Regions from separate parts of the Homo sapiens genome. Here region 2 is linked to region 1. A link is a loop called in an ENCODE intact Hi-C map of the cell type or tissue named here. Cell type or tissue: GM12878. All regions are shown on one strand. Links, peaks and the distances in the headings refer to the core of each region. The heading gives the core; the rest is flanking DNA.

What was found. A loop is a pair of places that touch in the nucleus more often than their neighbours do. Peaks named below come from ENCODE experiments on the same cell type or tissue, not always from the same donor. Only the 100,000 strongest peaks of a DNase experiment are listed, where the experiment ranks them.
Region 2: it touches region 1 in a loop (5-fold over the local background); 1 of 110 quality-filtered maps calls a loop at or near these places.

The regions. Positions count from the first base shown.
Region 1 is chr4:105,586,415-105,601,937 of GRCh38, reverse strand. ARHGEF38 (Rho guanine nucleotide exchange factor 38) reads right to left here. Exons shown (of 14, transcript NM_001242729.2): 2 at 12,503-12,690. Among named protein-coding and RNA genes, the nearest start is that of ARHGEF38-IT1, 33 kb to the right of the region's middle. In GM12878, for the core only: no CTCF peak of the experiment used is centred there; DNase peaks (open chromatin) are centred at 7,247 and 7,647; H3K4me3 peaks cover 602 bases; H3K27ac peaks cover 1,621 bases.
Region 2 is chr4:105,501,027-105,516,549 of GRCh38, reverse strand. No RefSeq gene overlaps it. Among named protein-coding and RNA genes, the nearest start is that of PPA2, 35 kb to the right of the region's middle. In GM12878, for the core only: no CTCF peak of the experiment used is centred there; a DNase peak (open chromatin) is centred at 7,029.

The sequences.
Region 1 (15,523 bases), core at 5,412-10,411:
AGGAAAAAAGTAAACAAGATAAGTAAGGAAAATATATTGTATTAAATATAGGGTTAAATGTTATAGGGATAAAACAAAAACAGCAAAAGGAAGATACGGAATTTTGGGGAGGCTGCAGCACTGGCAATGCCTTACTTATATCTCCTTGATTCTGAATATTCTTGGACATGTGAAGGGCCTTCTGGTGTAAGCATCTCTGATTTTCTACCTAAAGGCTTTCTCTGACCGCTGATGCCTGCTCTGCCTACACACAGGCAAGGTTAGAAGTGCCAGGAATTAACACCCCCAGGAGCATCCCTTAGCCAATGTCTAACAGGAATTGAGGAGGGTAAATACTCCTCCCATAGGACAATGTGTTCTGTACAGCCTCCCCAAGCTCCCAGTGGGAAATGAGCCCTATTTGGCCACAGAGTTAACCCACTCATTAATGTACCCTATATTGTCTTCTTTCTCTGTCTCATTTCCCTGTTCCCTTACTGCTATTTCAGGGTATCATCTCCCAAATCAATACCATCTAAAATCCTTTTATCAGGCTCTGCTTCTGAGGAATCCAGTCTAAGATAGATTGAGGTGGTGAAGGAAGGATTTACTGAGTAAAGTCTTGACGGACATGAAGTAGCAAGCTATGAAGTTATTTTGGGGAAGAGCATTCAAGGCAAAGAAAACAGCAAGAACAAAGAGCTTGAAACAGCAGTGCTCCTGGTTTGTTCAAGAAAGAGTGAAGAGGTCAGAAGGTAAAAATAGATGACATCAGTGAGAATGAGGGCCAGCCCCTGTAGGACCTTGTAGGTCATCATGAGTATATTAGGTTTTAATCAGAGTGAGAGGGGAAGTCATTGGAGGGTTTTGAGTAGAAGAGTGACATAATTTGACTGATATTTTAAAAGGATCACTCTGGCTGCTTGGTTGAAACAGGGTAGAGGAAGAAAGATGGGTCACAAGACAGTTGTAAAAATCCAGGAGGTTATTGATAGGTTCTTGAACCAGAGTGGAAGTAAGAAAGGAGATGAGACATGGTCTAATTCTGGATAAATTTTGAAGGCAGAACTAAAGAATTTGCTGATCGATCTGATATGGGAATTAAGAGAAAGAAAAAGTTAAGGATGACTCCAGGGATTTTTGCCTGAGCAACTGGAAGGTAGAGCTGCCATTTTCTGAGATGAGATAGAATACAAGGGAGAAAGTTTTAAAGAGGAAATTAGGAACTCAGTTTTGAACATGTTAAATTGGAGATGGCTTGTAGACAATTAAGTAGAGATTTGAGTGGGGAATTGGAGAAACAAAGGAGGACTTCAGGGAAAATGTCTAGGCTGGAGATAAAAATTTGCCAATCACCAGCATGTAGATGGGATTTAAAGCCATGAACTACATCAGATTTGCAACAGAGCTAATGTGGACAAAAGAGAGAAGAGGACCACAGGCGGAGCCCTCAATTACTTTAGTGTTTATAGATGAGGATTAACCAGCATAGGAGACTGAAAAGCAGCAGCCAGAGTGGTAGGGGGAGAACAAAGAGTGTGTAGAGTCCTGGAAGACAGAAGGCACTGTTTTTGTCAAATGCTGCCAACAGGTCAGGGAAGTGAGTGCCTCCTTTTGCTAATGTCTAAAGCAATTAATTGTTTGCATAACTAATGAGCACAACTAATCATGACTGCCTTCTGTCATGATCACTTCTAGCGTTGCCTTGAAATAGATCTTTGATTGTTATTTGTGTTTTATATGTTTATGAGTCATTTTCTTGGCCACATTATAGACTTTACTAGGGCAAGACTGTGACATAAATTTTCTTGATACCCACGCAGAGCTCAGGAGCAGGCACTGCATGCAATAGGCACTTGACAAACATTTAATCTTTTAATTTGCATATTCAACTAAAATATCACATTCTTCATGAAATATAGCTCAGTTAATCTGTCTGGAAGTGATCTGTCCCTTCTCTGAACTCCAATTGCACTTATTGTCTACACTTATCAATTATCACTTTGCATTACAAGTTATCTTCTCATAGCTATAAGAGGCCTCTCACAAGGGATTCTTAGTTTTTTGATGACACAAAAATGTGTTTCATATGTCCTTACATACTCTAAATGACCTAAAATTAATTAGTTAATTAACTCATGTAATCATCTACCTTGCCTGTGTCTAAAGTGCCTTACATAAGTGCATATTAATAAAATAATTGTTTCCTTAATATCTGCTTCCTTTCTGGCCCAGTGTTATTGTTTGGAGTCCAGGATTTATCGCCCTGTACTGATATGCATGGCTATTTTGACCTATGCCTGAATAAAGCTGTCTCAACATTGCTGGCATTTCATTAGAGAGGTTTATGGCAATATTATAATAATCACAGCCGCTGAAATTTTGTCGCTTATTCTACACATGCACAAAAAAAAGCAAATTAAAATTGTGGTTTATGCATCATCTCCATTCTGGGAAGTAAAGTAATGAGCACAAGATCATCTTGCCCAGGCTGAGGGATGACTTTTCTGGATATTAAAACAGATCCGCTTAACACATCTATGTTTTTCAATTCTGGGCATCCCAAATCCTGCACTGAATTGGGAAATGCATTCATTTTTATCCTCACTTGGTCCAGCAGATTCTGATCGATCTGGACTATAGATTATAAAAATTAGAGAGCACTGAAGCTGTCCTAAAAAGGAGCTTAGGAGGTGCTTATAAATGTAACAACAAGGAGGACAGTTTCTATCATAAAACTACAGTACAAGGATAAAAATGAATGCCTCATTTTTTTGAGTTGAGACTTTCTGAACAAGCAAAGATAAGAGATTTCCTTCCCATAAAAAGAAAATTCACATACTAGAATATTGATGTATCACTTTCATACCCAACTAAATCTGAATCCAATATGACAGCAAACTATGTGTTTTCCAGGTTGACAAAACAGAAACGTCCCTCCAGGGGAAAATGGGAAAGTAAGTGAAGTGTGATGACTCAGTGTCAGTACTTGAGAAAGAGGCCAGTTAGATATTATGTATTAACACAGTCACATTGTGGCTGGCAACACTGTGACTTTTATTTTTAAATTTAACATTTCACATTTTTAACCTCCAACACATAGGAACTGCCCTTATTAACACACTTACATAAAATCAAGAAAAATTTTATTGAGTTTTTTTTTTCTGACTTTATGAGACCTCAGGTATCTGGCCTTATTATGGAGAAACAATGGCCCAGACTATATAATAAATGCTAGGATTCCACAGAAAGTGTGAAAATCAAGTCTTTGATTAAAAAAAAAATGGAGTTCTAACCTGGTCATACAGATTACAGGATTTTTTGTTGTAATGTATCTTATTCTTCATGAAAATCGGTATTTGTAAAGGATTGAAGAATATTTGTATTGATAGTTAAAGCAGACTTCCAGCAAGAGTATAACATTTTCAAGTCAGCACCTTAGTTCAGAAAGGCCAATACAAAGTAGAATGAGAAAGGCAGGTATATTTCTTTTGAGTCATTTCTCCCAGCATCTTAATTATACTTGGCAGGAATTGCTCTGGTTTTCTCAGATTTTTATTTAATGTAGTGAACAAAATCCCTGTTTTTCTCTGGCTTTTAGGGCATCTTTTACTTTGGAATTATCAGCCTGGTTTGGATATCTGTACTCACTAAAGTCTGTGAGGTCTTGTGACTGAGGAGTTTGACCTCAGGAACTGCCTTACTCTACAGTGGGTGGGGCTGGATCGAATAGGAGATGGAAGTGGAGAAAGGGACTTGGCTTTTTCATCAGTTTGTTTTACAGTTTACATGGATTTCTGGTGTTTCAAGCATAGCGTGAGAAACAGCCAAGATACATAGGAGGTTGTTTTATACATCATAAAATTTCTTCCAAACAACCGAATGTGTACCCTTATTCTTAAACGTAGTCTCTACCCCTCTGAAAACACAATATATTAAAAAAAAAATTGGAAAGTTTGGGAGAGTAAACAAGGTAAAGGATCAGAGGAAAAATTTTATCCTTACATGTAAAATTTTACATGTGTATTTAAAAGGATAATTTAAAGAGAGAAAGGGAGGAAGATAGAGAAAATAAGGGCATTATGTTTTTAATTAAAGTTCTTATTTTGAATTAACTGTAGATTCACATGCAGTTGTAAAAAAAATTGAAACAGAGAGATCCATGTACCCTTTACCAAGTTTCCCCCAAGGCTAACATCCTGCAAAACAATAGAATGTGTGCATTGGATTTTGATGTTGTGGGGTAGAACATATTATAAATGGCATAAGGCAATTGTTTGCATAAATAAGACATGTCTGTGAGAAATCAATACCTTAACTCCACTGAGTTCAGGGCAATTTCATGGAAGAGACAGAGTTTTAGAGAGTAGCCAACTTTAAGAAAGTTGTGGTCAGTGAGCCAAGATGAAATGTGTTTTCAGGCCCAGACTACAATCAGAAAATTCTGGAAGTGAACAGAGATGGGAAGGGTAGCTGGGTGATTTAAAAAGAAAGAGAGAGAGAATTCCATGGTTGCCTATTAAGCAAAAATGAAAGACCATTCTTCCTGGAAACAGTAAATGTCTTTTAGTGAAGGTGACAGCTGGAGAAAACAATTTTGACAAGAGTCCTCTGTGACCATCGAAAATTCATTCCCAAAGATATTTGCTTACATCTGGTTTCTTCTATTTGTTATGTGGGCAAAATTTTAGCAAATAACTTTGAGAAGCTTCATTTATCTATCTATCCACCTATCTATCTAGGAAAACTGGCTATATTTTGATAATTACTAGATAAAATATTTTTGCCTTGGTCCTTTTATCTTGTATTTCAGTGAGCTACTGTAACAGTAATTCTGTCCTCTGCTCAATGAAAGTAGCAAAATTTCATTACATTTCATTGTCTGAATTCCTGTTATGGACAAGTTGGGGGTCTGAGGAGCTGGGCTGGGAGAGAAGGGTGGTGAGAGTATTCAGATAGAACTGAGGGTCATCTCAGAGAGTGCATCTAGGCAGTGACACTAAAATTTAGAGCCGAGTAAGCAGTGCATCAGGGCTGCTGCAGAGCCGCTATGCACTGTATAATTTCTGGGAGTGCTGTTCCACAGCAAGGCAGCCAGGGGCTGGATATAGAGGTAGAACCTAGCTTTGAGGTGTCATGACGGTCACCAGGGATGCCCAACCAGCTAAAAACATCGGAAGAGAGGGCAGGATATGGAACTCAGGAAGATTCCCATGACGTGCTGAAGCTGCAGTTCCTGTTGTATAGGACGGCAATGGGCTCACTCTGGTGAAGGAAGAGCCATGAAAAACACAGCAAAGGGATATACAAGTTTCACTGAATACTTTAGCAGTAAATATAGCTTAAAATGCATAGGAAGTCAATGGGACTTTGGCTATCTCTTTATTATATATAAATTTTCATTGTATTATGGTCTTTGAACAGTATTTTTATTATTATAGTACATCTATATTCCCCTCCTCCCTGTCTCCTTTCAGGGATACTTGGATCTATACTGTGTTCTCAGGGAGTTGGTGAGCCCTCCTCACACGCAGCCTTCTCTGACAGGGTTGGTATGATGGCTGACGCTACAGCAACTTGGTTTGGGGTGGGGGGCACAAGCAGGAAGCTGAATGCCTGAGCCCTGGAGTGCCTTCCCTCCCTTGCTCCTTTGAAAAAGCGGCCAGCTAAGAATTTTCCCTCCCTAACTCCCTCTCTTTTGTGTTTCCCTATCCCAGGGCTTTCCTCACCCACTTTGGACCCTGAGGGAGAGATTTTGTAGGATGTCACACAGAACCATTGCTCAATATACTCCCCACCATCCTGACATTGAAACAGCCCACTGCTAACCTAGGTATGACTGATAACACTGGTAATAGGCACCATTTTACATTCAAGGACTCTGAATTGAGAGAGAGCATGAACATCAAATTTATGGTCCCTTATTTTAATAAGTTTTTTTAAATTTTCAATTTCATATTTGTTATTTGTGGCTGAAAATAAAATGTGTAAATATATAGTTGTCATCAGGGGAAAATATTCCATAATGGCATACAGTCAACCCTCTGAATCCTTGAGTTCCATGTCTATGGAATCAGTCCTCTGTGGATCAAGAATATTTTTTAAAATGCATCTGTATTGAACAGACTCTCTTTCTTATCATTATTCCCTAAACAATATAGTATAACAACAATTTAGATGGCATTTACATTGTATTAGGTACCATAAATAATCTAGAGATGATTTAAAGTATACAGTAGGATGTGTGTAGGTTATGTGTAAATGTAACCATTGCATTTTACGTCAGACACTTAAGCTTCCATGTATTTTGGTATTCTTGGTGGATCCTGGAGCCAGTGCCCCGTAGATACTGAGGGACAACTGTGTATGGTATAATTCCTATTCCAGAAAATATTTCAGTATGTTTGTATAAACAATAAGCCAAAATAATTATTGTGCTTATTTCTAAGTGGCAAGACTACAGGTGATTATTTTCCTCTATATATTTTTTCTAGTGAAAATTATTTATATAATGTTGCCATATAGTATATCAAAATTTTAACAGAAAATTCCAACTGAATTCCTGTCAATACAAAATTATATATATTTTAAACCATTTTTTAGAAAACACAAATTTTTGAGCATAAGGCACATGATTAAACCAAATATGAGTAAATTCAAAATAAATACACATAACTTTCTTGTTATAGAAATAAAATCTACCAAGTGTGCATTCAAACACATACACTTGAAATATCATTGGATGGGTAAAAAGATGCTGGTAATGGAGTTTGCCTCTAGGGGAGGAAACCGAGTAGCTGAGGAATTCTATAGCCCCCTTGAGATCTTTGGTAGATTTGCACTATGTGAATTTTAGCAACTGAAAATAATTAAAAAACAAAGAAAAATAAAAATAAGTACAGTACTCAAATTCCTCCAGCTATTCCTTTCAATCACTTTTTGCCCTTTCCATTGTTAGATTAGTCTACTCTAGTTTGATTTACTTTGACTTATAGCCAAAAACATAGAGTATCTCTCACTGCCCTGTTTGGATAATAAATAACTAGAACCTGTTTTCCCACTAAATGTTTCAACACTAACTGATGTGGATAACGTTTGCCTTCTTTGCAAAACCTCTCACAGTGCTGCTATTAAAGAAGATGTGTAACTGCTGAGTTTGATGTATTATCAGTTCGGTAAAGGTCTGACATAGAAAAGCCTTGAAGTTAAGATTAAAGTTTACAGCACGATTGTCACAGAACAGTTGTCAGTCAAGGGCTAGATCTAATCACTCATTTGTACACTGATTCACTCATACAAGGTGACTCAGTTAAGCCAGGAACTTCTGGTACTTTCCTCAGTTTTCAACTTCCTTCATCCAATTTTCACTTAAATAAAATGACTTGTTTTGTTTTGTTTTTACTGGGAGTGGTCTGAGTTTGATTTTGTATAGAGAAAAGATGATGAATCCGATGATACCCAAATTCTCTCCTAGCTTAACCTGTAGTTGTAAAATATTTATGTTGCCCCAGGTTTAGCTAAGCTTGGTTTACAGATTATTGCTATAGTTATCTGAAAACTGTATGTGTTAATCTACACATTTTGACAGTGATGACAGGTGGTTTGTGCTCAAAGACACTGGTAGTTAAATGTCCAGAAGGGAAGTGAGAACAGGAAAGAACTAACGAACATTGAAAAGGTAGTGAACTGAATGAACTGGTGGTGTCAACTAACTACCTCAGCACTCATATAAACGCTGATAAGAGTCATATGAGTACCCGAACATTTATTTACTTAATCAAAGGTTAAAAGTTTTGAGAAGTGGGAAAAAGGCAGATCTGACATGAGAATTCTGAGAACCTTAAGAGAATTGCTATTACCTTAGTGGAGAGAACTAATAGAATGAAATTAAAGTCCACAATGAGGAAGGCAGAGAGCAGACAGCATTGAAAGATAGCTAAATAACAAGGTCAAAGTGTGAAAAATCAACAACCTATAAACAATTCAAATAAAACAACCTAGAAAATGTGAGTTAGAATTTTGAGAATTGTAATTCACAGTATTGAGAGCAAAAGCCAAATGTGCCAAATAAACGACCATAAATGTTACCATAATGGAAAAGTTTTACCTGGCATGGTCTAAGACACCAATTCTGAGAACTGCTTATAAGAGTTTCATAGGAAGCCAAAAACAAGTAAAGAAAAATAACAAAAAGTAAAAGCACAAAAAAGAATTGGAGAAAATATATAAGAATACAGCTATCAATGACATTCATTTTAGCGGGGCTAGTTTGACTCACCAATGTAGCAGATTATTTAAATTGGCAACATTTTCATATAAGGTAAACTTAGTCCATTTGATACAAATGTGGACTAAGAATTCAAAGAAAGACTTTTCTTGTATATTTGATGTTTTTGTCTGTCTGTTTATTTGTTTCTTCTGGAGACAGGGTCTTGCTCTGTCTCTCAGGCTGCAGTACAGTGGCGTGATCATGGCTCACTGCAGCCTCAACCTCCTGGGCTCAAGTGATCCTCCCACCTCAGCCTCCTGAGTAGCCTGGACTACAGAAGCAAGCCACTACACTTGGCTGTTTTTTTTTAAATAGGGATGAGGTCTCCCTATGCTGCCCAGGCTGGTCTCGAACTCCTGGCCTCAAGCAATCCTCCTGGTTGTGCTGATCTTTCCAAAGTGCTGGGATTACAGGTGTGAGCCACTGCAACTGGGCGTGTTTTTTACTGTTTTTTATATTGATCATTAGCCAATCGCAGGGACAGATTTTTGATAAATTGTGCTTATTTTGAAACATGTTTTAGTCACAAATGTTCTTATACCTAGTAAATATTTTATATTTAATTTTAAAATAGACAATGAATATAGATGATTCCTTTAGGATCGAGGAAAACAATTTTTTTGGTTTGTTTGTGTTTGATTTTGGTTTTTAAGATAGTAGATAATAGTGCTATGAATGATTCCATAAGGAGGGTAAACTAATTATTCAGGAGAGAGAAAGGACACAGACTGGAGTAAAACCTTTCAGTCTGAGGGGATAGAATCCACTGCACTAGCAGAGAGAGGTCATCCTTCATTAGAAGCGGGAACCATTGCTTCCGGTAATAGGAGGAAGCCAACTTATATAGGTAGAGATGCAGTAAGTTGGTAGATTTGGTGTTGGGAGTGTGCACATCTTATTGTTTCTAGTTTCTTTATGAAATGATGGAAAAGGGCATAAGCTGAGAGAAGAAAAAGGGGTGTTTGACATGTGAGGAAAAGAATGTGAGAGAATCTCCTCAGAAACATTACTGGGGGCCCCAGTAGAAAGTGGTCATGAATTTTATAAGAGATTAATTCTGCTGCACAGGTAAAGGTGTGAAGTAGACGAAAAATTGAACTTCACTCGAGTAAGTTGTTGCAGGGAAGTAAATGGAAAGAAAGAGAGAAAAAGGAATTGAGGTCGTGTGCAAGGAGCGATTATAATGAAGGACCCATAGAAATTAAAGCATCTTTGGGCCCGATGAAGAGAGAAATGGTAGTAATGTCCATAGTTTGGAGGTCTCGGTGCCATCAGAAGGTTGTCAGAAATCGTACCAGTGGGAGTAGGCTTGGGCATCAGAGAATAGTAAGCTTGAAATTCTGATTTTGAGGGGATGAAGTTGTTGGTAATGGCAAGTTCTAGGTTATGACCCTGGCGTGAGTGGCTGAATGGGATTGAGGAAAGATTGTTGGATATGAAAAAGTGAAAGAACTGAGAGGCCCGAATGTTGCATGGGTTATTTGCATGAATATTGAAATTACCTAAAAAAGATGTCAGAATTAAGGAGGAGAGCGAGAGAGTGAGAATACATAGACACAGTGGGCTAGGTTCCAAATTTTTCAAAGAATAAGAGTTGACAGGGAGGACTGTACCATAAGGAAAGGTAGTGACAGAGTCTGATGCTATGTGCATTTAAAATCAACATTTGAATAAGTATGTAAATGAACATGTTAGTAACCATTGATATCTGCCAGAATAGCAGTTATATCAAATACATCTGGTTTATATGTTAATAAAATAAAGAAAACACAGCAGAAAACATTTATATACGTAGCAATGACACTAAAGAGCAAATTTTTATCACGACCATCAATATTACTTCTACTCTTACATCATGAATAAGAAATTTCCAGGTTTTCAGAAAGTGTCTGGTAATTCTGGCGTGGGAACTGTGGGGGATTAAATGAGAATGCTAATGAAGTGCCTGGAGCAAGATCTGACATATAGTAAGCATTAAATAAAAGTCATGAGGCAAACTGAAGATGACTTCCTGTGTAAGAAAAGGCTTCCATGCCTTCTTTGCTACTCCTCTTTATACATTGTCTTAGACCAAAAAACAATTTTTGTGTCAGAAGTGCCTTGACCTATACTGGTTTTCCCTAATATGTAGGCCAGATGGTTTTTTAAAAAATATTTCTGAGGCCGGGCATGGTGGCTCACGCCTGTAATCCCAGCACTTTGGGAGGCCAAGTCGGGTGGATCACAAGGTCAGGAGATGGAGACCACCCTGGCTAACACTGTGAAACCCCGTCTCTACTAAATATACAGAAAAATTAGCCGGGTGTGGTGGCAGTCACCTGTAGTCCCAGCTACTCGGGAGGCTGAGGCAGGAGAATGGCATGAACCCGGGAGGCGGAGCTTGCAGTGAGCAGAGACAGCGCCACTGCACTCCAGCCTGGGTGACAGAGCGAGACTCTGTCACAAAACAAAACAAAACAAAAAAATCTGAGAAGAGTACTGTGTTAAGAAATATAAAATCTGCTCCTGAATGTTGTAAATAGTTGGGGGCATGACAGGCTAGCAATGCTTTTATAATCATGGGTAATATTAAAATATGTCTCAGAATCAATAAAGTTGGATATATTTGACTAAACATGGCAAAAACAAAATAAACATACATCTTAAACAAGGTTAGAAACCAAAAGACTTACCAGAAAAATTATTTGCAACATGTGGGATGGAAAAAGAATAACTCTAATACACAGAAAGTTCTTATAAAATAATAAGAAAAATATTAAACCATCATTTTTTAAAACAGCAAAAAACATGGATATGAATAACAGAAAAGGCCAATGAATATATGAGAAGATATTTATCAGAAGGAATCAAAAGAACATTTATGAAATCAACAAGTCTCAGCATTAAAGAGGATGCAGAGAAAATGCTCTCTGAATCATTATTAATAGGAATGAATATTAAAATCATATTGACTTTCTGTTTGGCAGTTGTCCATTTTATTCAAAATCTTAAATATGCATACCCTTTGACCTAACAATTAATTTCTAGGAATTTATTCTAAGGATATAAGGAAACAAACATCCAAAACATCTCAACCACTGTAATAGTAGACAGATATTGAAAAATATTAGTACTCATAAAAAGATACATGTAACAGATTTATGGATGAAACAAGTATGTTACAAGATATTATTTGTAGTTTTGATCACATTTATGTAAAAATATATGTGCTTGTATATGTATATGTAAGTGTTCAAATAGATGTCTGAGGGGATATGTCTGATTGTGTTAATGGTAATTTTCTTTGACCGTGGAATTTCTGATCATTTTCACTTTCTAGCTTCTGTTTTTCTATATTGTTTGATTTGTGTATTTACAACCCTAATGATGAGTTATCACTCCTTGGAGTCTTTGCCCTTGTATTCCACTTTGCCTGGACCATTCTGTTACCTCCTTCAGTTCTCTGCTCAATGTCCTCCACTGGAAAAGTCTTCATTTGCCACTCTATTTGAAATAGAATGACCACTCGTTTGTCCCCATCTCTCTCTCTCTCTCTTTCTTTCTTTCTTTTTTTTCTTTCTTTCCTTCCTTCCTTCCTTCCTTCCTTCCTTCCTTCCTTCCTTCCTTCCTTCCTTCTTTCTTTCTTTTTCTTTCTTTCTCTCTTTTTTTTTTTGAGACAGAGTCTCACTCTGTTGCCCAGGCTGCAGTGCAATGGCGCGATTTGGCTCATTGCAACCTCTGTCTCCCGGGTTCAAGCAATTCTCTTGCCTCAGCTTCCCAAGTAGCTGGGATTACAGGCGTGTGCCACCATGCCCAGCTAATTTTTTGTATTTTGTAATTTTGTAGAGATGAGGTTTCACCATGTTGGCCAGGCTGGTCTTGAAATCCGAACCTCAGGTGATCCTCCCACCTCAGCCTCCCAAAGTGCTGGGTTACAGGCATGAGCCACAGCACCCGGCCTTGTCCCCTTATTTCATTCCTTTTCCCTGCTTTAGTTTCCTCAGCCATACTTCACACCATATAACATATCTTAATTTTGTTTGCTTATTTATTTATTGTGTATTGTCTGACTCCTCCTTTTCTGCACTAGAAAGTGAACTCCACAAGGGCAGGACTTTGTTTTGTACTAAACTGTAACCCCAGAGCTGAGAACAGTGCTGTTTTGGGGAGAAAGGCACATCATCCCATTGATACACCTGAGTGCTTCAATTTCATGGTGCTAGTGATCCTATTTATGATATGGGAGAGAAAAAAAAATCTCAAATATATATTTACCTTTTTATTTCTCAGGGGCTGAACCACTTCCCTAACACACAGCTCTAGATCATTGAGATAATCCTTTTCTGTCTGTATCAGCTCCTTAATGATCTTTTCCCGCTTTGCCATCATCCTCTTCATATGATGCTCTTCCTCTGGGGTTAAGGTCTCAGCTACAGAACACTCACCCTGTGGAGTCATCTTTTCTGTTAAATGAAAACATATACAGGTGAGGCATTCTGCTGAGGTTTCTTTTTCCTTCATTACAAACAACGCCTTCGAAGGACTTTGTTAACAAGGAAAAAGGCTGAAGGTATCCTCATGATGTTTTCTTAGGAAGTGATATATGGACATTCCCCTACAAAACTATAAGCAAGAAGAAAAGTGGGAGCGAACTTCCTCTAACAAGTGAGTTAAATGATACTCAATTATCGTGGCTTCTTTAAAATATCCCATTGTTGTAGCTTAGCCTATAAAGCCGGTATTCAGCCTGGAGATCAAATGTATAAAAAAAACAGTTCACAACTTCCGTTCACATTTGCTTTTAAATCAAGGGAAGAATTTTAATTAGTAAATGAAATGCCTTTAATTAGTAAATGAAAATGAATTTTGTCACTGCTATTAAAAACAATTACCTCTCATTCTCAGTGGGTAATATCCAAATCTCAATGAAATGGAAAACAATTGCATGATTGGAGTTTTTCTTTTCAATTCACTATCAGAATCCATGAGGAGTGAAGAAGTGGTGGATTAAATAAATTTCAACTGAAATTTTTCATGGTTCATCTTTTATACCAAGCATATCTTGTTATTTCAAAATTCTTGAACTGTCGAACAGAAAGTTTTAATTTAAAAAGTCACAGTACTGGGGAGATAATGAGATAAATGGGAAGCCTCACACATAGCAAAAGTTTATATGAAGTATTCAAGTAAGAAAGCTAAGTATCTTCAAGGACGAGCTCCCCAGAGCAATGTAAAATTTTGGAAGCCACAAACCAGACCACAGACCATGAAATCAAAGTGGCGATAAACATCAGGGCAGTGTGTGAGTCTGTGTATGTAAGAGTGTGTGTAAATGGATTTGCTTCAAGCTTGAAGCTTAATTTTCATCTTAGTCTCTGCAGTTGCAGAAGTAATTATATTTCATTTAAAGTTAACATGATTCTAGTAACTGGTATATGAGACATCTTCAATGTTGACACATTCCCTGAGAATGTGGGACTTTACAAAAGGGCCTATAAAGAGTCTGTACAGTAAAAAATAAATGTACAGGTCACAATGTATGAAAGTGAAAATAAACAGTGTTTTCTTGGCTGACTCCGGGAACAAAGCTAAGACAACTGGAGAAACAATATAGCAGAAGAGTTAATGGTGTGATGTCAAGAGACTGCCCCAGGAATGTGAACAGACACTTTAAAAAGTAATGAGCTCTCTCTCTGGTCCACTAACTTCAGCATTTAAGGCAGAGACTCAATATTCAAACATCTGTGGAGAGTAATTCCAGCATCAGTTTGGAAGCTATACTAGGTTGATCTTTGGACAATCCAGACCCACAGGTGAGTATGTTTGGAACCATTTATCGCCTACCAATCCCTCCTTCATCAGGAAAGCAGGAAGTTTTGACAAATAGCATCCAAAACCACATGGTTTTATGAGATTTGGGCTATTTAGTGCTAAGGAAATAATCCACATGAGGCCGGGAGCAGTGGCTCACACCTGTAATCCTAGCACTTTGGGAGGCCGAGGCAGGCAGATCACAAGGTCAGGAGATCGAGATCATCCTGGCTAACACGGTGAAACCCCATCTCTACTAAAAATACAACAAAAGAGCCGGGCGTGGTGGCGGACTCCTGTAGTCCCAGCTACTTTGAAGGCTGAGGCAGGAGAATGTCATGAACCCGGGAGGTGGAGCTTGCAGTGAGCCGAGATCGTGCCACTGCACTCCAGCCTGGGCGAGAGAATGAGACTCTGTCTCAAAATAATAATCATAATCATAAATCATAATCCACATGAGCTATATAAGAACAGATAATCTATTCAAGGAGAGAGAATGAATGCATGAGATATCCTGTAGCCCTCCAATCCTGATCTATATTATGAGAATTTGGGGGTGCTTGCTAATTTGTTTTTTTGTTTTTTGTTTTCAGAAACAGGTTCTCACTTTGTCAACCAGGCTGGAATGCAGTGGTGCAATTGCAGCTCACTGCAGCCTCAAACTCCTGGGCTCAAGCAATCCTCCCACCTGAGCTTCCCGAAGCACTGGGATTACAAGTGTGAGCCACTGCACCAGCCTAATTTGTAATATTTGCATTGGAAAGTAGAAGCAGCCTGCCTCTCAGTGCCCCAGATTTGAAAAAGCAAGTTACAATCACGTGTCATTACAATGAATTATTTTGGATATGAAAGAGGAAGACAGGACACCTTATGAGAGGAGCTGCAGTGAGGAGGCTGCATTGTGGCCCTTTCTTTTTAAAAATGTGTATATTCAAGATGTACAACATAATATTTTGATGTATTATACATAGTGAAATGATTGGGTGGGGGTGGGGGAGACTGAGGGCAGAGAGGTGTGAGGGACGTCCTTTACTCCTGGAGTATGTGAAATAGAGCACAGGAGGAAATCTCATGCGTAAGAGAGCTGACAAACCAGTATGGACACTGCCCAATTATCACTTAATGTTTCCTTGAAAATAAAAATGATGCTGATGAAAAACTGCTCTGACATTGCTTTTCCAGGTTCTAAACCTTCTATGCCTTATAAAATTAATCTATGAATTATTTGGGATCCTAGCAAGGAGAAGGAAGTTTTTCCTGATCGTCGACAAAGGAATATCCCTAAAACATGCATTTGGGTTCCTTTTAGTTCTAAATTCCAGGACTCAATCACAATGTTAACTTAACCTGCTTCACAGACGTTTCAGTTGCTGCACTTTAAAATGTACTACATCAGATTTTGTCAATTAAAAAATGCTTAGGTTTTCCAATACTGCTCAACAACTTGTTGAGAACAAATTTGTGGGGGCAAGGTGGGTGAAATAA
Region 2 (15,523 bases), core at 4,240-9,239, 84 kb after region 1:
GAGTTTGCAGTGAGCTGAGATTGTGCCACTGCACTCCAGCCTGAGCAACAGAGCAAGACTCCATCTCACACACACACACACACACACACACACACACACACACGCAAATTAGCTGGACATGGTGGCATGTACCTGTAGTCCCAGCTACTCAGGAGGGTGAGGCAGGAGGATTGCTTAAGCCCAGTCATTCAAGGCTGCAGTGGGCTATGACCACACCACTTCATTCCAGCCTGGGTGACAGAGCAAGACCCTGCCTCTAAAAAAATTAAAAGAAAATAAAAATAAAAATAAAAGGCAGCAAATGGATACCTGGGGAATAAGAAGATAGCAGTGGAGTGAAATAGTTTTGGATTAGAGTTGGGAAATTTAAGACTCTAAATATTGCTTTCTTCATTATCATTATGCCAATTTTAAAAGACAAGGGAATAAAGCAGAAGAAAGAACTTCAGAGCTTGAAGACAAGGTTTTCAAATTAACCCAATCCAACAAAGACCAAGAAAAAAGAGTAAGAAAAAAGTGAACAAAGCCTCCAAGAAGTTTGGGATAATGTTAAATGACCAAACCTAAGAATAATCAGAGTTTCTGAGAAGGAAGAGAAATCTACAAGTTTGGAAAACATATTTGGGGGAATAATCGAGGAAAACTTCCCCAGCCTTGTTAGAGATTAGACATCCAAATACAAGAAGCTCAAGGAACACCTGGGAAATTTATTGCAAAAAGATCATCACCTAGGCACATTGTCATCAGGTTATCTAAAGTCAAAATGAAGAAAAGAATCTTAAGAGCTGTAAGGCAAAAGCATCAGGCAACCTATAAAGGAAAACCTATCAGATTAACAACAGATTTCTCAGCAGAAACCCACCAAGCTAGAAGAGATTGGGGCCCTATCTTCAGCCGCCTTAAACAAAACAATTATCAGCCAAGAATTTTATATCCAGTGAAACTAAGCTTCATAAATGAAGGAAAGATACAGTCTTCTTCAGACAAAAAAATGCTGAGAGAATTCGCCACTACCAAGCCACCACTACAAGAACTGCTAAAAGGAGCTCTAAATCTTGAAACAAGTCATGGAAACACATCGAAAGCATAAGTCTCACAGGACCTATAAAACAAAAATACACTTAAAAAAAAAGCAAGTTATACAGGCAACAAATAGCATGATGAATGGAATGGTACCTCACATCTCAATACTAATGTTGAAATGTAAATGGCCTAAATGCTCCACTTAAAAGATACAGATCGCAGAATGGGTAAGAATTTGCCAACCCAACTATCTGCTGCCTTCAAGAGACTCACCTAATACAAAGGACTCACATAAAGTGTGGAAAAAAGACATTCCATACAAATGGACACCAAAAGTGAGCAGAAGTAGCTATTCTTATATCAGACAAAACAAACTTTAAAGCAACAACAATTAAAAAAGACAAATAGGGACATTATACAATGACAAAAGACTTGTCCAACAGAAAAATGTCAGAATCCTAAATATATATGCACCTAACACTGGAGCGCCCAAGTTTATAAAACAATTACTACTGGACCTAAGTAATGGACCTAAGAATTACTTATAAGTAATTCCCTATAATTCCTTATAAGAATTACTTATAAGCAATTCCCTATAAGAATTCACTTATAAGTAACAATTACTATTGGACCTAAGACAATAACATAATAATAGTGGGGGACTACAATACTCCACTGACAGCACTAGACAGGTCACCAAGAAAGAAAGTCAACAAAGAAACAATGGATTTAAACTATACCCTGGAATAAATGGACTTAACAGATATTTAACAGAACATTCTACCCAACAAACACAGAATATACATTCTATTCTCGAATGCATGGAACTTTCTACAAGATAGACCATATGATAGGCCACAAAACAAGTCTCAATAAATTTAAGAAGATTGAAATTATACCAAGTACTCTCTCAGACAACAGTGGACTAAAACTGGAAATCAACTCCAAAAGGAACCCTCAAAACCATGCAAAGACATGGAAATTAAATAACCTGCTCCTGAATGATCATTGGGTAAAAAATGAAATTCAGATGGAAATTAAAAAATTATTTGAAGTGAACAATAATAGTGACATAACCTATCAAAACTTCTGGGATACAGCAAAGATTGTGCTAAGAGGAAAGTTCATAGCCTTAAATGCCTACATCAAAAAGTCTGAAAGAGCACAAATACACAATCTAAGGTCCCACCTGAGGAAACTAGAGAAACAAGAACAAACCCAAACCCAGCAGAAAAAGGAAATAACAAAAATCAAAGTAGAACGAAATGAAATTGACACACACAAAAAAATACAAAAGATAAATAAACAAAAAGCTGGTTCTTTGAAAAGATAAAAAAAATGATAGGCCATTAGCAAGAATAACCAAGAAAAGAAGAGAGAAAATCTAAATAAGCTCAATTAGAAATAAAATGGGAGATATTACAACCAACACCACTGAAATACAAAAGATCATTAAAGGCTACTATGAACATCTTTACACACATAAACTAGAAAACCTAGAGGAGGTGGATAAATTGCTGGAAAGATACAACCCTCCTAGCTTAAATCAGGAAGAATTAGATACCCTGAACAGACCAATAACAAGCAGAAAGATTGAAATGGTAATAAAAAAATTACCAACAAAAAATTTCAGGACCAGACAGATTCACAGCTGAATTCTACGAGACATTCAAAGAATTGGTACTGATCCTATTGACACTATTCCACAAGATGGGGAAAGAGGGAATCCTCCCTAAATCATTCTATGAAGCCAGTATCACCCTAATACCAAAACCAGGAAAGGACATAACCAAAAAAGAAAAATACAGACCAATATCCCTGATGAACATAGATGCAAAAATCCTTAACAAAATACTAGCTAACTGAATCCAACAACATATCAAAAAGATAATCCACCATGATCAAGTGGGTTTCATACCAGGGATGCAGGGATTGTTTAACATACACAAGTCAATAAATGTGGGGATTGTTTAACATACGCAAGTTAATAAATGTGATACACCACATAAACAGAATTAAAAGCAAAAATCACATGATCATCTCAATAGATGCAGAAAAAGCATTTGACAAAATCCAGCATCCCTTTTTGATTAAAACCCTCAAAAAAATTGGCATGCAAGGGACATATCTTAATGTAATAAAAGCCATCTATGACAAACCGACAGCCAACATAATATTTAAAGGGAAAAAGTTGAAAGCATTCCCTCTGAGAACAGGAACAAGACAAGGATGCCCACTTTCACCACTTCTCTTCAACATAGTACTGGAAGTCCTAGCCAGAGCAATCAGACAAGAAAAACAAATAAAGGGCATACAAATAGGTAAAAAGGAAGTCAAATTGTTGCTGTTTGCTGAGAACTCTAAAGACTCCTCCAAAAAGCTACTAGAACTGAAAAATGAATGCAGCAAACTTTCAGGATACAAAATTAATGTACACAAATCAGTAGCTCTGCTATACACCAACAGTGACTAAGCTGAGAATCAAATCAAGAACTCAACCACTTTTACAATAACTGCAAAAAAAAAAAAATACTTAGGAACACACCTAACCAAGGAGGTGAAAGACTTCAACAAGGAAAATTACAAAACACTGCTGAAAGAAATCATAGATGACACAAACAAATGGAAGCATATCCCATACTCGTGGAAGGGTAGAATCAATATTGTGAAAACAACCATACTGCCAAAAGCAATCTACAAATTCAGTGCAATTCCTATCAAAATACCACCATCATTCACAGAACTAGAAAAAACAATCCTAAAATTCATACAGAACTAAAAAAGAGCCCCCATAGCCAAGGCAAGACTAAGCAAAAAGAACAAAACTGGAGCCATCACATTATCTGATTTCAACCTATGCTATAAGGCCATAGTCACCCAAACAGCATGGCACTGGTATAAAAATAGGCACATAGGCCAATGGAACAGAATAGAGAACCCCGAAATAAACTCAAATACTTACTGTCAACTGATCCTTGACAAAGCAAACAAAAACATAAAGTGAGGAAAGGACCCTATTCAACAAATGGTGCTGGAATAATTGGCTAGCCACATGTAGGAGAATGCAGCTGGATCCCCATTTCTCACCTTATATAAAAATCAACTCAAGATGGATCAAGGACTTAAATCTAAGACCTGAAACTATGAAAATTCTAGAAGATAACCTCAGAAAAACCCTCCTAGACATTGGCTTAGGCAAGGATTTTATGACCAAGAACCCAAAAGCAAATGCAATAAAAATAAAGATAATTATCTGGGACTTAATTAAACTAAAGAGATTTTGCATGGCAAAAGGTACAGCCAGCAGAGTAAACAGACACTTGACACAGTGGGAGAAAATCTTTACAACCTATCCATCTGACAAAGGACTAATATCCAGAACTGATAACCAACTCAACTAAAAAAACAAGAAAAAAACAAACAACCCCATCAAAAAGTGGGCTAAGGATGTGAATAGACAATTCTCAAAAGAAGATATACAAATGGCCAACAAACATATGAAAAAATGCTCAACATTGCTAATGATCAGGGAAATGCAAATCAAAACCACAATGCAATACCACCTTACTCCTGCAAAAATGGCCATATTAAAAAACTCAAAAATTAATAGATGTTGGCGTGGATGCAGTGAAAAGGGAACACTTCTACACTATGGAAAACAATATGGAGATTCCTTAAAGAACTAAAAGTAGAACTACCATTTGATCCAGCAATCCCACTACTGGGTATCTACCCAGAGGAAAAGAAGTCATTATATGATAAAGATACTTGCACATGCATGTTTATAGCAGCACAATTCACAATTGCAAAAATGTAGAACCAACCTAAATGCCCATAAATCAACAAGTGGATAAAGAAACTGTGATATATATATATATATATATATATATATATATATATATATATATATATATACACACACACACACAATGGAATACTATTCAGCCATAAAAGGAATGAATTAATAGCATCGGCATCAACCTGGATGGGATTGGAGACTATTATTCTAAGTGAAGTAATTCAGGAATGGAAAGCCAAACATCATATGTTCTCACTCATAAGTAGGAGCTAAGCTATGAGGATTCAAAGGCATAAGAATGACACAACGGACTTTGGGGACTCAGGGGGCAAGGGTGGGAAGCGGGTGAGGGATAAAAGACTACAAATTAGGTTCAGTGTATACTGCTCAGGTGATGCTCAAAATCTCACAAATCATCACTAAAGAACTTACTCATGTATCCAAATACCACCTGTTCCCCAAAAAGCAATGAAACTAAAAAATTTAAATAAATGAATGAATAAATAAAAGATAAGGGAATAGGAGCTCAGGGAGTTAACAAAGTCAACCAAAGAAACCCACCTTCTAAGCAGCAGGAATGGGAATGAAACCCAGAGTGCTGAGTAACACAGCTGATGTCTCATCATGTTTACCCGACTACCTTCTTGGTGTATCCCTTTGAAGTCTAATAGGTACCTCAAACTGGACTGGACAAAATAGGACTCTTGATTTTTCTCTCTGCTCTCCAAATTCACTTCCCCACAGGTTTTCCCAATTTCAGTTATGACCTTATCCATCCAGCTGCTGAGGCTCCCAACTTGAGAGCCTCCTTAATTTCTTTTTGCCATACAACTCCCTCCGGTTAATCAGTAGATTCTACAGGCTCTATCTCTAAAATATACTGCCATTAATACTGCTCATCTAGCTCTTTTTGCTCTGATGATGGCAATAGCCTCTAAGATGGCCATCTAGTAGAATAAGCCTTAAAATAGTTACATCATATGCTGCTGAGAAGTCATGTCTTCTTAATAATTTATCCTCCACACAGAAGCCAAAGTGAGCTTCCCCTTTAGACATTTGTTGGAATTGAGTGAGGTGTCAGCCTCCATGGCCTTTGGCTGTAGCTTATGGGGGAGCACCCTGTTCTGTTCCCCAAGCAGAGGAGAGGAGAAACGTCCTAACACTCTATCAACTGTGGAAATAAATGAAGGGCACCCAAATGAGAAGTGAGGTTATTTACTTAGAGTTTTGCTATAGCAGATGTGTCAGCCACCATCATTTACATTTGGCAGAGACTCAAGGCAGACAGGCAGGAGAGTGGGAAACCTTTCAAGTATGCTGATTGAAACTGTTGGCCCAAGGAAACCAGAGGAAGGCAAACTAGAAGTGCAGCATTTTATGTGATTGGTTTGAGGAGTATATTTGGCTTTCTCTGGCTGGTCCTGAGTTGAAATAGGGCAAGAAGTAGAGAAGTGGCTGGGCGCCATGGCTCACACCTGTAATCCCAACACTGTGGGAGGCCGAGGTGGGCAGATCACTTCAGTGCAGGAGTTCTGGACCAGCCTGGGCAACATGGCAGAACCCCATCTCTACTAAAAAATAAATAAATAAATTAATTAATTAACCAGGCTCGAAGGGGCTAAAAATTAACCTCCATATACTCAGGAGTCTGGGGTAGGAGGATCACTTGAGCCTGGGAGATTGAGGCTACAGTGAGCCAAGATCATGCCACTACCCTCACAGCCTGGGCAACAGAGTGAGACCCTGTCTCAACAACAACAACAACAAATAGAGAAGCTGGCAGTCATTGATCAAGTCTTGACTGTTCTGACCAATTGCTACAGAGGTTGTGGTTTGGCTTTTCTGGCTGATTGTTGCAGACGTGAGTTAGAGTTCTTTTGACATATACAATCTGGCCATTATTTGTTTTCATATTCAGCCTTTATGATTTTTCCTGTAAAAAAGTCCTTTTTTGTCTTTATGAATCTTTAAGTCTCCCCTCATCAAGGTAGGCTGGGGACAAATCACCTGATTAATTTTTAGGCTGCCTCTTTTGAGTCACTCTTTAGTTATGGAGAGTATGATAAGTCTTTTTATAATTTGTGGATAATAAAACATTTTGTTCTCAAGTTTAGAGCCTCACTCAGAAACTGATAAAATAGTAGAAGCCCTATCATAACATCCTATTACATAAGTGTCAGTAAAGAGGACTCATTTGAGAAGTTTGGCAGCAAAAAGAGGAAGAGAAATTAAATAGTTATTAAATGAGCAATCAGGCAAACCAGAGGACCTCCCCAACCTTCCCCTCCTCTCTCCTGCCTTTCCCTCCTCTCCCCTCTCCTCCGCTCCCTTTCCCTGTCTTCCTCTCCTTTTCCTTCTCCTCCCTTTCCTTCCCCTCCCTTTTCTTCCCCTCCCTCTCCTCCCCCTCCCTTTCCTTCCCCTCCCTTCCCCTTCCCTCCCCTTCTTTTCTCCTTTTTATCCCCTAAGGCATAAGCCTTCACAATAAAATCCACACTCCTTAGCATGGCTAGATCCCTCAGGACTAGGTCCAACTTGTTCCTGCTCATCTCATTTGCTATGACTCCCAGACACAATTATATATTTCCACTACTAGTAGCTGCTGTGAAAAGCAGTGTAATATAGATGACAGAGAGACCAACATGCACCCAGATTAAAAGACTGCCTCAAAAATCTAGGATTGGTGGCCAGGCATGGTGCCTCACACCTATAATTCTAGTACTTTGGGAGGCCAAGGTGGGCCACTTGGGGTCAGGAGTTCAAAAGCAGCCTGGCCAACATGGTGAAACCCCATTTCTACTAAAAATACAAAAATTAACCAGGTGTGATGGTGGGTGCCTGTAATCCCAGCTACTTGGGAGGCTGAGGCAGGAGACTGCTTGAACCTGGGAGGTGGGGGCTGCAGTGAGCTGAGATCATGCCACTGCACTCCAGCCTGGGCGATAGAGCAAGACTCTGTATCAAAAAAAAAAAAAAAAAAAAAAAAAAAAGTCTAAGGTGGGCTGTTAAGAATATGAGCTAGCTTTATTCACAACAGCAGCAATTGCAACAATTTCCATTTTTTTCTATACAATAAAATAATAAAATTGTCCGTTTCTTTTTCAGCCTAACCTCTTACGAGAATGAAGTGAGAGAAAAAAATAACATCTTTAGTAAATTGTTGTAAATACTATACAGAAACAGAGCACTTCACTTGGAATTTCAAATAATAATTTCACTAATTGTCAGTGTTAGTGTTCTGAGTTCTGACTTTGAAATGAAAGGGGAGGCTGGATAAGAGGACATATGATGGCTGAGGAAAAAGGCAAGGCTATAATGAGACAATTTGGTAGGGCAAGGATGTATGCGTGTATCACATGGGCCAAGTGTGGACCACTTTGGCTGTCTTGCAAGGAACCGCTCAAGAAGACTTTCTGGAAATGTGAGATGACACAAACAGAGGGTCTCCTAAGAACTCACAAAACTATCCAATGAGAAAAAGTATCAGTTTTTTTTTTGTTTTGTTTTGTTTTTGTGGGCCAAATGGCAAAACTATACAAGTTAAATGGCAATGTTTCTACTTTCCATTTCTGTTCACTTCTACCATACCATCACTGTAAAAGTCACAAGTAGCATAGTGAGTAGGAGAGAAATGAACTAAATTTTCTTTTCCCCTCAAATTCAGATTTTTTTTATTTCTTTGTGTCAACCTTTATTTTTTGCCAAGACTTCTGAAATAATTGCTAAGAAAATTACCCTGCCTCTCCTCTGCCATAGATGATGACACTCTTGGTTAAATTATGAGTAAAGAAACCATCTATAAAATATTAAATGATTAATATTATAGATAAACAAGTACTAGCCCTTCCATTGAGTTGTAGTTCTAATGAAGCACTTCTCTTAAACTGTTATTCCACTTTCAGAAAACCACAAATTAACTTGAAATTTTGAACAAAGGCCTGTGATTGCTCACTGGACCATGGCTATCCCAGCAATTGGCCTCTACTGATACTAGAAAGGAAAAGAAACAAAACAAACAAACACAAAGGAACACTCTTCCAGAGTTCCATATGGAACCTTGGATCAGGTAGCCCGCCAGTCTTCTCATCTCTCTTACCTTCCACCATTTCCTGAACAGCAGGGCTCTCTGCTGCACCTCCTTCTGAATTCATTACCCATGCTTGTCTTTGTGAACTACTCTTCCCATTCTGTCCCTGGAACTTCTATCTCCATGTAAACACATCCTCTTACAACTTCAGATGTTCTAAAAAAAAAAAAATCTATCTGCTTTCCTTAACTGATCCTGGACATTTCTCATAGTTTCCATCTTCCTTCTGGTTTTTTCATATTGAAAACTCTTCATTCCCTCACTTGCCACATGCCCCAGAACTTGCTGGAATATTAGAACTTTTTCTTCCTCTCTTGCAATTTTTCACCATTATAGCTATTCTGTGTGCTGACCAATACAGTAGCCATTTGATACATGTGACTATTAAGCACTAGGAGTGTGACTAATCCGAATTGAGATCTGTTCTATGTGTAAAACCACCCCAAAGTTTGAAGACCTAGTGTGAAAAATAGAATGTAAAATATATCACAAACACTTTTATATTGATTATATGTTGATAATGATTTGGACATATTGAGTTAAATCAAATAGGAAATCAATTTCTTGTTTCTTTTTACTTTTTTAAAATGTCAGAATTAGAACAGTTTAGATTATATATGTAGCTCACATTATATTTCTATTATAAAGTAATAGGGATTACATAATTTTACAAAAAGAATAAAAACTTATGTGATTAGTTTTTTCATGTACTTTGTGCCTATTGTGTACCAGGCATTAATGTTGAGTCAATGAATAACATTCTTATGGTTTATGGAGCTTACATTATAATGAGGGAAGAGATCATATATAAACTACCACTACATGCAAAGTAAGTAGGATGTTGATACATGCTACGGAAAGTAGGGTAAAGAGAATAGGAAATGGAGATGAGGACATGGGCTTCTGTAATTAGGGATGGTCTCACTGGAAAGGTGGTAATTGAACAGAGAACTTCAAGAATTCAAAGAATAAGCTATGTGGGTGTTGGGGAAGAAATGCTTAGGTCAGAGAAAGTGCAAAGGACTTGAGAAGGACATAGGTGTGATGAGTGTAGCAACAGCAATGGGACAAACATCACTGGAATGGAGTAAGTGAGACAGGAATTATGAAGTAAGAGAGGTGGTATGTGAAACAGTGGGGACATGGAGGATCATATTATATTAGGCAGGGCCTGGTAGGGTATCGGAAGGCCTCTAGCTTTTATTCCTGATGAGATGAGAAACCAGTGGAGGATGTTGAGCAGAGGTGTGACATGCTCTCACTTAGATTTTAAAAGAATGGCTCTTGCTGTCATGTCGATAAGAGAGTAGTAGTAGGTAAGGGCTGATGAGAAAGCAACTATTGCAATAACACCGCAAGAACTGGAAGGTGGTTGGCTAGGATAGGTAGTAATGGAGTTGAATTCAGGATATATGTTGAAGATATAGGAACCTGGATTTGCTGGATATGGGAAGTGGGAAGAAAAAAAAGCCAAGGATGACTTCAAAGTGGTAGCTTGGGAGACTGACAGGATGAAGGGGCCATTTATTGAGAAGGAGCATGTTGTGGGAAGTACAGGAGGGAATCTGTATTTGGCCATCAATTTGAGGGGTAGAAACAAAGTGCTAACATTCAAAAGAAGGAAGGGGAAAACCTATCTCAGGGTGTCAGGAAGTGTTCTTAGAGTACATGACACTTTGAGCTATGCCTTAAAATACAGGTGAGGTTTTTCAAGGCAAGAAAGTAAGAAAGCAGTGTCCTGCCCCTTGAGCTAAGAAGAACACAGGCAAAGGAAATGGGAAAGCCCAGGCTGTTTGGAATGGTGATTCTTATGACTTGGTTGCAGCATATGATACATATAGGAAACTGCAGAGAAATCAGTTTGGAAAAGCATACTGTAACAAGATGGTGATAGCCTTATGTACTCAGTTAAAGGGTTTGGACTTGATTTGTTAGATAAGTAGTATACCCCGAAGAATTTTTAGCAAAGAAGGAAAATGATAATGTTGGTTTCTACTTCAAGAAGATAATAGTAAAATGTGGGTGGATATTTGGGGGGTATGTGGAGGGGGACGGAGAGCTTGAAAGCAGGAAGGCAATTAAGCAATTGTGCTGAACATTTTCTATTTGTTTCTCTAGATTCGCTTTCTATCCTTCTCTACCGTGCCTGGTGCTTCTAATGGCTAACTTTTATGGGCTATTTAAAGAGGCTAATTTTACCCTGTAATTTATTATTGATTTTGACCATAGGAAACACAGCAGGAGAAATGAGAGCAGGTAGAGAACCAGGCCAGAGTGATTATTATCCTGAGTCCTTCCCTGCCAGGAGTGTTACCTTGAAGGCCATAAGAAACTCCTATCAGGAACCTGGGGTCTGCTCTCTCTCTCTCTCTTTTGGCCCAGGGGCAAACAGGCTTCTTTGCTGTAACTAAAGCAGGATGCTTCACTGTCCCTTGTTAATTTGCCTTAACCCTGCTCATACCCCTGCAGAGTCCCTTCATAAAACTGTCCTCAGTGACCCTGTTTGAGCCTGACATCCATTTGCTACTATAACTCCATAGTTTACTTTTATTTCAAGTAAAAGAAATCAGAGAAGTCAGCAGTGGGACTAGCCAGTATGATAGATTCATGGCCATCTGGTGTCTAGAATTCTTTCGTCACACTAGTGCTGGCTTCCAAGATGGCTATTGGCACACTGACCATTACTACCACTCTATATGCAGCAGGAAGGAGGATGGAGGAGGGCAAAATGGGCTCAATTCCCAGTAGATTTCAAGAAGTCTTTCAGAAAGTCTTCTGTAACGTTTTTGTTTCCATCTTCACTGGAGTTCATGAGAGTTAAGTTCATTGGCAAAAACTTCATCACATGTGTATGCCTAGCTACAAGAGAGGCTAGGGAATGATTTTACTAGCTGGGTACCTTGCCATTCAAGATAAATTTGGGGTTCTATTATTAAGGAAGAACTGGAAAATAGTAGGTAGTTACAAGCCTCTGCCATAGGAGGCTAGTTAAATTATCCAGAAAAAATAGTACAGGTAACAAGGGCCTGAGAATGGGGAAAGGAGGAAAAGTGGATGATAGATATTATGAGATATGGACAAACTAGATCTTAATGATGAAAGGGGCCTTCTTAGCATTTGACAATATTTCACTTAAGCCTCTTCTAATCTAATAAAATATTTGTTTTACTGAATATATAACTTCCTGAAAGCTACCTGTTGAGGCAAAAGAAGTGTATTTAAGCAAGTCTGAAGAGAAGTGGCCAGGAAACAAAAAGATACTGGAAATTGTAATTTCAACAACTTTGGTGATGTTGAGTAAGTCTGGAGCCGAAGCAAAGGACAAAACTTGAGAGTTTTTCATTGACCTAAATAAGCTCACCAAAATGGAATGGTCACCATTCTTACAGGTATTGAATTGATTTTATGGATCCCTTTCAGCAAAACTCATCAGCTCCAAAAAAGGCAAAGTTCGGTGATACTAATAAGAATTAACAATTCCTGATGTGTCAAAGGTCTGAACCTAAGAGAAACAAGTTTCCTTGGCGAGCTGAGTATTAGGAAAAATAAAACGTTAATTTAGTCTCTTAAATTTTAATTGATACATAGCATTTTTCAAGATTTTTATGTTTGTTGATTGTACAAAATATGGAAATACTGTGTCTTCTCCCTGTGAGATTTTATATTCTTTGAGATACAAAACTGTATCTCTGAAAGCTAAGTTGGGTATACAATATGTACAATATGCTTGTACATATTTGAAACATATTTTCTTTTCAACGTCTTTTCAAAGTGATTGAGTTAATAACTAACAGAACACTGCTCTAGAGGTCATTATATAGGAAAAAAGAATCGAACTTTTAAATAATTGTGATCTATGTTTGTTCCTGGTTTCTAAAATAAGAAACAAATTTAGAAGTATATGAAAAAATGTAGCCACCTCACTTTTTCATTGCAATATATATTTTAACACAGTCATGGTGACTGGCTTTTTTTATGTAGTGGTAAACGTATATTCTAATCTAGTTTACCAAGTACTAGATTTGGCATTAGGATTCTTTTCTTTCCAAAGAAAACTACTGTCTCTAGATTTTTTGTTACATTTGACTTGTAATTTGCCAGATATAAGTTAGTCAAATTGTGCTTTATTCTTTTTTAAAAGAGAACATTCTAGGTTAGCTTCTCTTTGCTATCCATCACGCTTCTGTGTTGCTATTAGAAAATACATATATTTCCAGTGCTAGGGTAAAGATTACTACAAAAGAAAAAAGAAAACAAATACACACTTGTAGGAACTGTCATGGCTTATATACCCAGAACTCTGTAATTCATTTCCTTTGCCACAGTTTATCTCGTAACATTCATTTAACATTTGTAATATTCATTTAACAAATGTGTATCAAATTCTTACTAACTTGTGCTAGGAGCTAGGTGTTTAGCTTTGAGCTGAATGTATTGGCTAGCTCTACATATTTGTAGTTGATTATATATGTCTCTTTTTGTGTAAGGGTTTTTTGATATATGGAGAGGAACAATCAAAAGTATTTGTACTTTGTTTAATTTTTAGCTTATTAAATTCGTATATTAGTTTACTTACTAAACTCACATATTTACATCAGTGCTAAATTTGGTTAACTAAATTTACTTTAAAAAGATAAATAGTAATTCCACATTTAGTATGACTAAACATCTTAAATAGCAGAGAAAATATACACAAATACAAGGACTATAAAACTTATTATTCTGCATACCTTTAAATTTATTCTAAAATAATAACATGAGTTTGATTAATAGCCTCAATATTTCTTTTGTTGTTGTATAACGTTTTTACTATACTTGATTTTGTATCTTTCTAAAGTTTTACTAATACTGTGCTTAATTAATATTTCTAGAAGTGGTAATCTTTCTTGCTAAACACCAAAAAAACAGAAACAAAAACAAACAAACAGAAATGACTTTTTTCAAACCAAGGTCATAGGATCTGGGTTAGCAATCAATTGGTTATGGGATGGAGACTAGAACTTAATTGTTTCTCCCAAGTAGATTAAAAATCAAAATAATGACGATTTTTTGTGGTTAAATTTTGCAACCAGTTGTCTCTCCTAAAATGATGCACTTCTGAAGTATTCATTGGTTAGTAATGTCATCCATGTCTTCTCATCATAACATATTGACCTGGTCCGTTAGCATTATTACAACTTAAAAAAATTTTTTTATTAGTATTGTAATTTGTAAAGCCTCGTCACAGTTTGATTTCCTGAAGTGCAAGAATGAGACTACACATTTTTCTTTAAGACATTTGGCTAACTCAAAAATTTTTTTATTTTATTTTTTTAGACAGAGTCTGCTCTGTCACCCAGGCTGGAGTGCCATGGCTCAATCTTGGCTCACTGCAACCTCCGCCTCCTGGATTCAAGCAATTCTCCTGCCTCAGCCTCCTGAGTAGCTGGGATTACAGGCACGTGCCACCATGCCCGGCTAATTTTTGTATGTTTAGTAGAGACGGGGTTTCACCATGTTGGTCAGGCTGGTCTCAAACTCCTGACCTCGTGATCCACCCGCCTTGGCCTCCCAAAGTGCTGGGATTACAGGCGTGAGCCACTGCACCTGGCCACTCAAATATTTTTGAGCACGCCTTCTTCTTGGTTATTGTGTGCTCATCTTCTGTTATAGCTACTTTCCACTTGGTATTACATGTGACTACAGGACTAATTAGTTCTCTTTGTTATTAATACAATTTGTACCTTTTATAGACTATATAAAAATTTGACAAACTCTTTATCACAGTGATTATACCATTTTTCATTTCTTCCAGCAATGTATGATAATTTTAATTACTTGTATCTTTTCAATAATTAACATTGTTAGATTTAAAAATTTTAGCCACTTTACTGGCTATGTAGTGATACCTCACTGTGGTTATAATTTGTATTTTCCTGATGACTAATAATATTAAACAACTTTTCATGTGCTCATAGGCTATTTGTATCTTCTTTGGTAAAGTATCTATTTGTATTGGTTTGTTCATATTATTAAATTATGAAAGTTATTTTATAAATTATAAAAGTAACTTATTTATAATTATATAATTTATAAAATTATAAATTTAATTATAAAATTATACAATATAATAATAAAATAATAATATAACAATTATATGTAATTAAATATTAATATAATTATAAAATTATAAAATTATAAATTTAATTATAAAAGTATAAATAATTATAAAATAAATTATAAAATTATAAATTATAAAAGCTATCTATTTCAAATTCAGATCTTCTGTCAAATATATGTAATGTGAATACGTTCTCCATTCTGTGGCTTGCCTGTTTATTTTCCTCACAATGTCTGTTAAAGAGTCAATTTTTCCTTCCTTCCTTCCTTCCTTCCTTCCTTCCTTCCTTCCTTCCTTCCTTCCTTCCTTCCTTCCTTTCTTTCGTTCTTTCTTTCTTTCAACGGTCTCCCTCTGTTGCCAAGGCTGGACTGTACTGCCGTGATCTCGGCTTGCTGCAACCTCCCTGCCTCGGGCTCCCGTCATTCTCCTGCCTCAGCCTGCCCAGTGCCTGGGATTGCAGGCACGCGCCGCCACGCCTGACTGGTTTTTGTATTTTTGGTGGAGACGGGGTTTTGCC